Linked DNA regions of Homo sapiens: region 2 is linked to region 1. The links are chromatin loops, found by intact Hi-C in ENCODE. Cell type or tissue: endothelial cell of umbilical vein. All regions are shown on one strand.

What was found. A loop is a pair of places that touch in the nucleus more often than their neighbours do. Peaks named below come from ENCODE experiments on the same cell type or tissue, not always from the same donor. Only the 100,000 strongest peaks of a DNase experiment are listed, where the experiment ranks them.
Region 2: a loop joins it to region 1, with 5 times the contacts of the local background. A loop is called at or near these places in 3 of 110 quality-filtered maps.

Annotation. Positions count from the first base shown.
Region 1 is chr3:152,833,922-152,836,421 of GRCh38, forward strand. It overlaps P2RY1 (purinergic receptor P2Y1), which reads left to right and starts at 1,210. Exons shown (of 1, transcript NM_002563.5): 1 at 1,210-2,500. The coding sequence starts at 1,862. RefSeq lists silencers at 1,117-1,166, 1,879-2,173 and an enhancer at 1,347-1,446. In endothelial cell of umbilical vein, a CTCF peak has its summit at 1,530; DNase peaks (open chromatin) are centred at 1,010 and 1,530; H3K4me3 peaks cover 1,760 bases.
Region 2 is chr3:152,594,820-152,597,319 of GRCh38, forward strand. No RefSeq gene overlaps it. Among named protein-coding and RNA genes, the nearest start is that of P2RY1, 240 kb to the right of the region's middle. RefSeq lists enhancers at 1,554-1,653, 2,017-2,500. In endothelial cell of umbilical vein, no CTCF peak of the experiment used is centred here; DNase peaks (open chromatin) are centred at 1,562 and 1,842; H3K27ac peaks cover 1,600 bases.

The DNA of each region.
Region 1 (2,500 bases):
CCTGAACAGCTAATATTTCATTTAGTTTCCAATTAAACTTGCTCAAATACATTTTTGAAGTGCATTGCTTAAAATTTACATTCAAGGCAAGAAAACGAGTTTGTCAGTAAATGTAGTAATTAAGGAAGTCCCAAGTCTGTATTTTTAAGATACTAGAGGTAATTGTAACTAATCACTTTAACTTAAAGAAATAGAATTGGAAATACCCCCCTCCCCCCGCCACCCCCTACCAAAACCATACCTTAGTCACTTTGGAATTATAACCGTCTTTTACGTCTATCAATATAAATGTATTGCATTTGGCATTCAAATTACTTTCAAAGGGATAAATTTCGAATTTTTTTTTTTCATTGTAGCTTCTGATCTTTAAATGTACTGAACAGGAGGATTTGGGGAGCTTGTCTTGTCTGATAGGTGTTAAGTATCTATGACGACAAATTTGAGCTGAAGCAATGTGCAATATGGACTAGTAATATCTTCACAAGACTATTTTGGAAATTCTCACGTTGATGTTATTAATGACGTGGGTTTATTAGCATTTGGGTAATTAAGAAAAAACAGTACTAGAATTTAAAAAAAAGAAAAAAAAAGGTAAGAAGGGCGAAACAGAGTTCTCCACTCCTCTCCCAACCCTCATTCCTTTGGAGGCTCGCGCCCTCTTGGAATAGCAGGTTCCTGCATGTGCCAGAAATCCGGTCCCGGCAAAGCTAGACGCTCTGCAATGACAGGCGTTCCCAGCTAGGGACTCCTGGCTGCTTGGAGCTTGAAAACACCTGGCGTGGTTCTCGAGGGCCCTAGAGGCTCCTGCTACGGACTGGTCGGCTCTGGGGTTGTAGGCAGAAGGCTCTAAGCGGTCGGAAGGGTTTCCTGTGTGTCAGCAACTTCACTTTGCCGAGATAGCTGGCGGAAGAGGGAAGGAGCGCTCGCGGGCCAATCGCCTGCCAGCAGCCACCTTGGAGCGCACCCCTCTCCCTCGCCGCCGACTCCGGTAGCAGCGTGCCGGCAGAGGCTGAACACACTCGGCCTCGGCGGAGACCTGCTCCCCAGAAGACGCCTCCTGCTTCCCACTGCGCCCTGGAGGACGCGGGCTGGCTGCTGGGCGAGCTCGGCGGAGGCACGCCCCTCGCCTCCCCGCGGAGTGCGGACTCGCCCCGGTGCCCAAACTCCGCCCACCCTCTAGGGAGCTCCGCTCTCCCGCCTAACCCCGGCACTCCGGACAGAGCTGGGCCTGGGGAAGGGGTTCCTGAACTACGCGGACGCCGAACGGGACGCGCTGCAGAAGCGCACGAGTCTGCGGCCACGCGCGCTCCGATGGCTGCCAGGAGCTGAGCTCAGGGTGGGCGGAGGAAGCGGTTAGACGCCCCGAAACTGAGCTGCACGTTTCTAAGGTAGGGAGGAGGAAGATGCCCCCAATTAAGTTGATCTTTGAGCCAAGGAGGCTGGGGAGCAGCCTCCCCAAGCTAGAGCCCTGCAGAGCGAGTTTCCCTTGACCTCGCTGCGCCTCTGGCGCGCTCTGCAGCGCGGACCCGCGGCCCCTCGGGAAAGCGCAGTCGGAAAGTTATCCGCGGCGGTTCCCTGCGCGCCCTGTTGTGTAAGCTCGGCGTTGCCAGCGGACGGAGAAGTTGCTGGCTTGCCCGATAGCCCAGTTCGGTGGCGGCCCGGGGCGGATTTCATGGCCCGCGGCGAACGCGGGGCCAGAGCTGGCGTGGGCGAGCCCCTGCGCGCCCCCTCCCGCGGGGATCCAGTTCGCCTGCTCCCTTCCGCTCGCTGGCTTTTCCGATGCTTGCTGCGCCCCTGGCCGCCGCTGCCCTCTCGCCGCCTCCTACCCCTCGGAGCCGCCGCCTAAGTCGAGGAGGAGAGAATGACCGAGGTGCTGTGGCCGGCTGTCCCCAACGGGACGGACGCTGCCTTCCTGGCCGGTCCGGGTTCGTCCTGGGGGAACAGCACGGTCGCCTCCACTGCCGCCGTCTCCTCGTCGTTCAAATGCGCCTTGACCAAGACGGGCTTCCAGTTTTACTACCTGCCGGCTGTCTACATCTTGGTATTCATCATCGGCTTCCTGGGCAACAGCGTGGCCATCTGGATGTTCGTCTTCCACATGAAGCCCTGGAGCGGCATCTCCGTGTACATGTTCAATTTGGCTCTGGCCGACTTCTTGTACGTGCTGACTCTGCCAGCCCTGATCTTCTACTACTTCAATAAAACAGACTGGATCTTCGGGGATGCCATGTGTAAACTGCAGAGGTTCATCTTTCATGTGAACCTCTATGGCAGCATCTTGTTTCTGACATGCATCAGTGCCCACCGGTACAGCGGTGTGGTGTACCCCCTCAAGTCCCTGGGCCGGCTCAAAAAGAAGAATGCGATCTGTATCAGCGTGCTGGTGTGGCTCATTGTGGTGGTGGCGATCTCCCCCATCCTCTTCTACTCAGGTACCGGGGTCCGCAAAAACAAAACCATCACCTGTTACGACACCACCTCAGACGAGTACCTGCGAAGT
Region 2 (2,500 bases), 240 kb before region 1:
TTTGTTTTTTTCCCAAACAGCATGGTACTGGTACCAAAACAGAGATATAGATCAATGGAACAGAACAGAGCCCTCAGAAATAATGCCGCATATCTACAACTATCTGATCTTTGACAAACCTGAGAAAAACAAGCAATGGGGAAAGGATTCCCTATTTAATAAATGGTGCTGGGAAAACTGGCTAGCCATATGTAGAAAGCTGAAACTGGATCCCTTCCTTACACCTTATACAAAAATCAATTCAAGATGGATTAAAGATTTAAACGTTAAACCTAAAACCATAAAAACCCTAGAAGAAAACCTAGGCATTACCATTCAGGACATAGGCGTGGGCAAGGACTTCATGTCCAAAACACCAAAAGCAATGGCAACAAAAGACAAAATTGACAAATGGGATCTAATTAAACTAAAGAGCTTCTGCACAGCAAAAGAAACTACCATCAGAGTGAACAGGCAACCTACAACATGGGAGAAAATTTTCGCAACCTACTCATCTGACAAAGGGCTAATATCCAGAATCTACAATGAACTCAAACAAATTTACAAGAAGAGGTCACTGTTTCCCACCCACACTCATAAGGTAGAAAATTCCTTACACAAAAAAAGCAAGATGTATGCTGGGCATACAAAAAGAATGACACATGTTCATTATAAGAGAACAGAGTATATTTAGTGATAAATTAGCTTTGTGGTAAAAATATTTTACTATGAAAATGGTAACACAGACCAGGTACAGTGGCTTATGTTTGTAATTCCAGCACTTTGGGAGGCTGAGGTGGGGGGATTGCTTGATTCCAGGAGTTTGAGACCAGCTTGAGCAACACAGTGTGACCCTGTCTCTACAAAATTTTTACAAATTAGCTGGGTGTGGTGGCACACATGTGTAGTCCCAGCTACTCATCTACTCAGGAGGCTGAGGTGGAGGTGGGAGGATTGCTTGATCCCAGAGGGTTGAGGGTACAGTGAGCTAGGCTTATGGCACTGCACTCCAGCCTGGGTGACAAAGTGAGACCCTGTTTCAAATTATAATAATAATAATAAATTATTTAAAAAATACTAAGAGAAAGAAGAAAGAAAGAGAGAGAAAGAAAGAAAGAAAGAAAGAAAGAAAGAAAGAAAGAAAGAAAGAAAGAAAGAAAAGAGGTAATATAATTGATCTAGGGTTAAGTGAATAAAGTATAATATATTTCTCAGTTCTGATTATTCCAAGGAATCTTTTAGTCTGGTGTCAGGGAGAGAATGGAGACCACAAATCTCTTTCCTTTTCTTCATAGCAAGATGGAAGAAGCCAAAGATTCGAGCTCTTTCTCTCAAATGTAGCTTTTCAAACAGCAAGTCCTAAGTCTCAAGTTAGGAAGTGAAAGTGTCATAGCTCTCTGATGCTGGCTAAAATTTTACTTTAAGTTTCTTGTCCTTGAAGAGAAACAGGAAGCACATTTTCTTATCAGCCAAAGCAGAATGAGTTCTTTTAGCAAGGTCCCACCCCCTGAGAGTGAACTTTGCACTGCCCAAATATGTGCGTGGAGCTCATTTGTGCTCTAATTGAATCCTTTAAAGCAACACAGCTGGAAGACTCAGATCTCACTTCCTTGATATTCTACAGTCTGCAGTTCATTTTTGCCAAGCCAAAAAGTGACTTGTGGAGGGAAAAATAACCCTAACAACAACAACATTTAAAAAGAAACAAAACCAGAGGAACTATCTGACATTTTGGTGCATCAGTTTAGTCAGTATATTCCTGCTGCTCGGAATAATTTCTCTGGACCTAGAACTCAACTTCTTCTTAGATAATTTATAATCATGGAAACCATACAGATCCCTGAGGTCAGGGAGCCACAGCGAGACCACATCCTTTGTTTTCATTTCTCAGCTCCAAGTTAAGCTGCTTATTGTGCCTGGATCCAAGATGTACAAATCATCCAGAGTGGCTGGGTTGTGTAAGAATGTTTCAACTGGCATGATGCCTGCTCTATCAATACAAATGGCTTAACTATTTTCTGATAAACCAAAGAATCATCCTACATGGCTCTCCTGAAACTGTAACTGTCTCTGAGCTGGCAGAGGAAGACTTGCAAGGGTTTTGTGTTTGAGAATCATCTGCAGATTGAGTTTTACAGGAGCTGGTTCCCTTACTTTGACACCCTGGGAGCAACTTCATATAAAGAACAGATCAGCATCTGAATATGGAACAGTAGGTGTCAGGCCTCTGAGCCTAAGCTAAGCCATCATATCCCCCGTAACCTGCATGTACACATCCAGATGGCCAGTTCCTGCCTTAACTGATGACATTCCACCACAAAAGAAGTGAAAATGGCCTGTTCCTGGCTTAATGGATGACATTATCTTGTGAAATTCCTTCTCCTGGCTCATCCTGGCTCAAAAGCTCCCCTACTGAGCACCTTGTGACCCCCACTCCTGCCCACCAGAGAACAACCCCTTTGACTATAATTTTCCTTTACCTACCCAAATCTTATAAAACGGCCCCAACCCATCTCCCTTC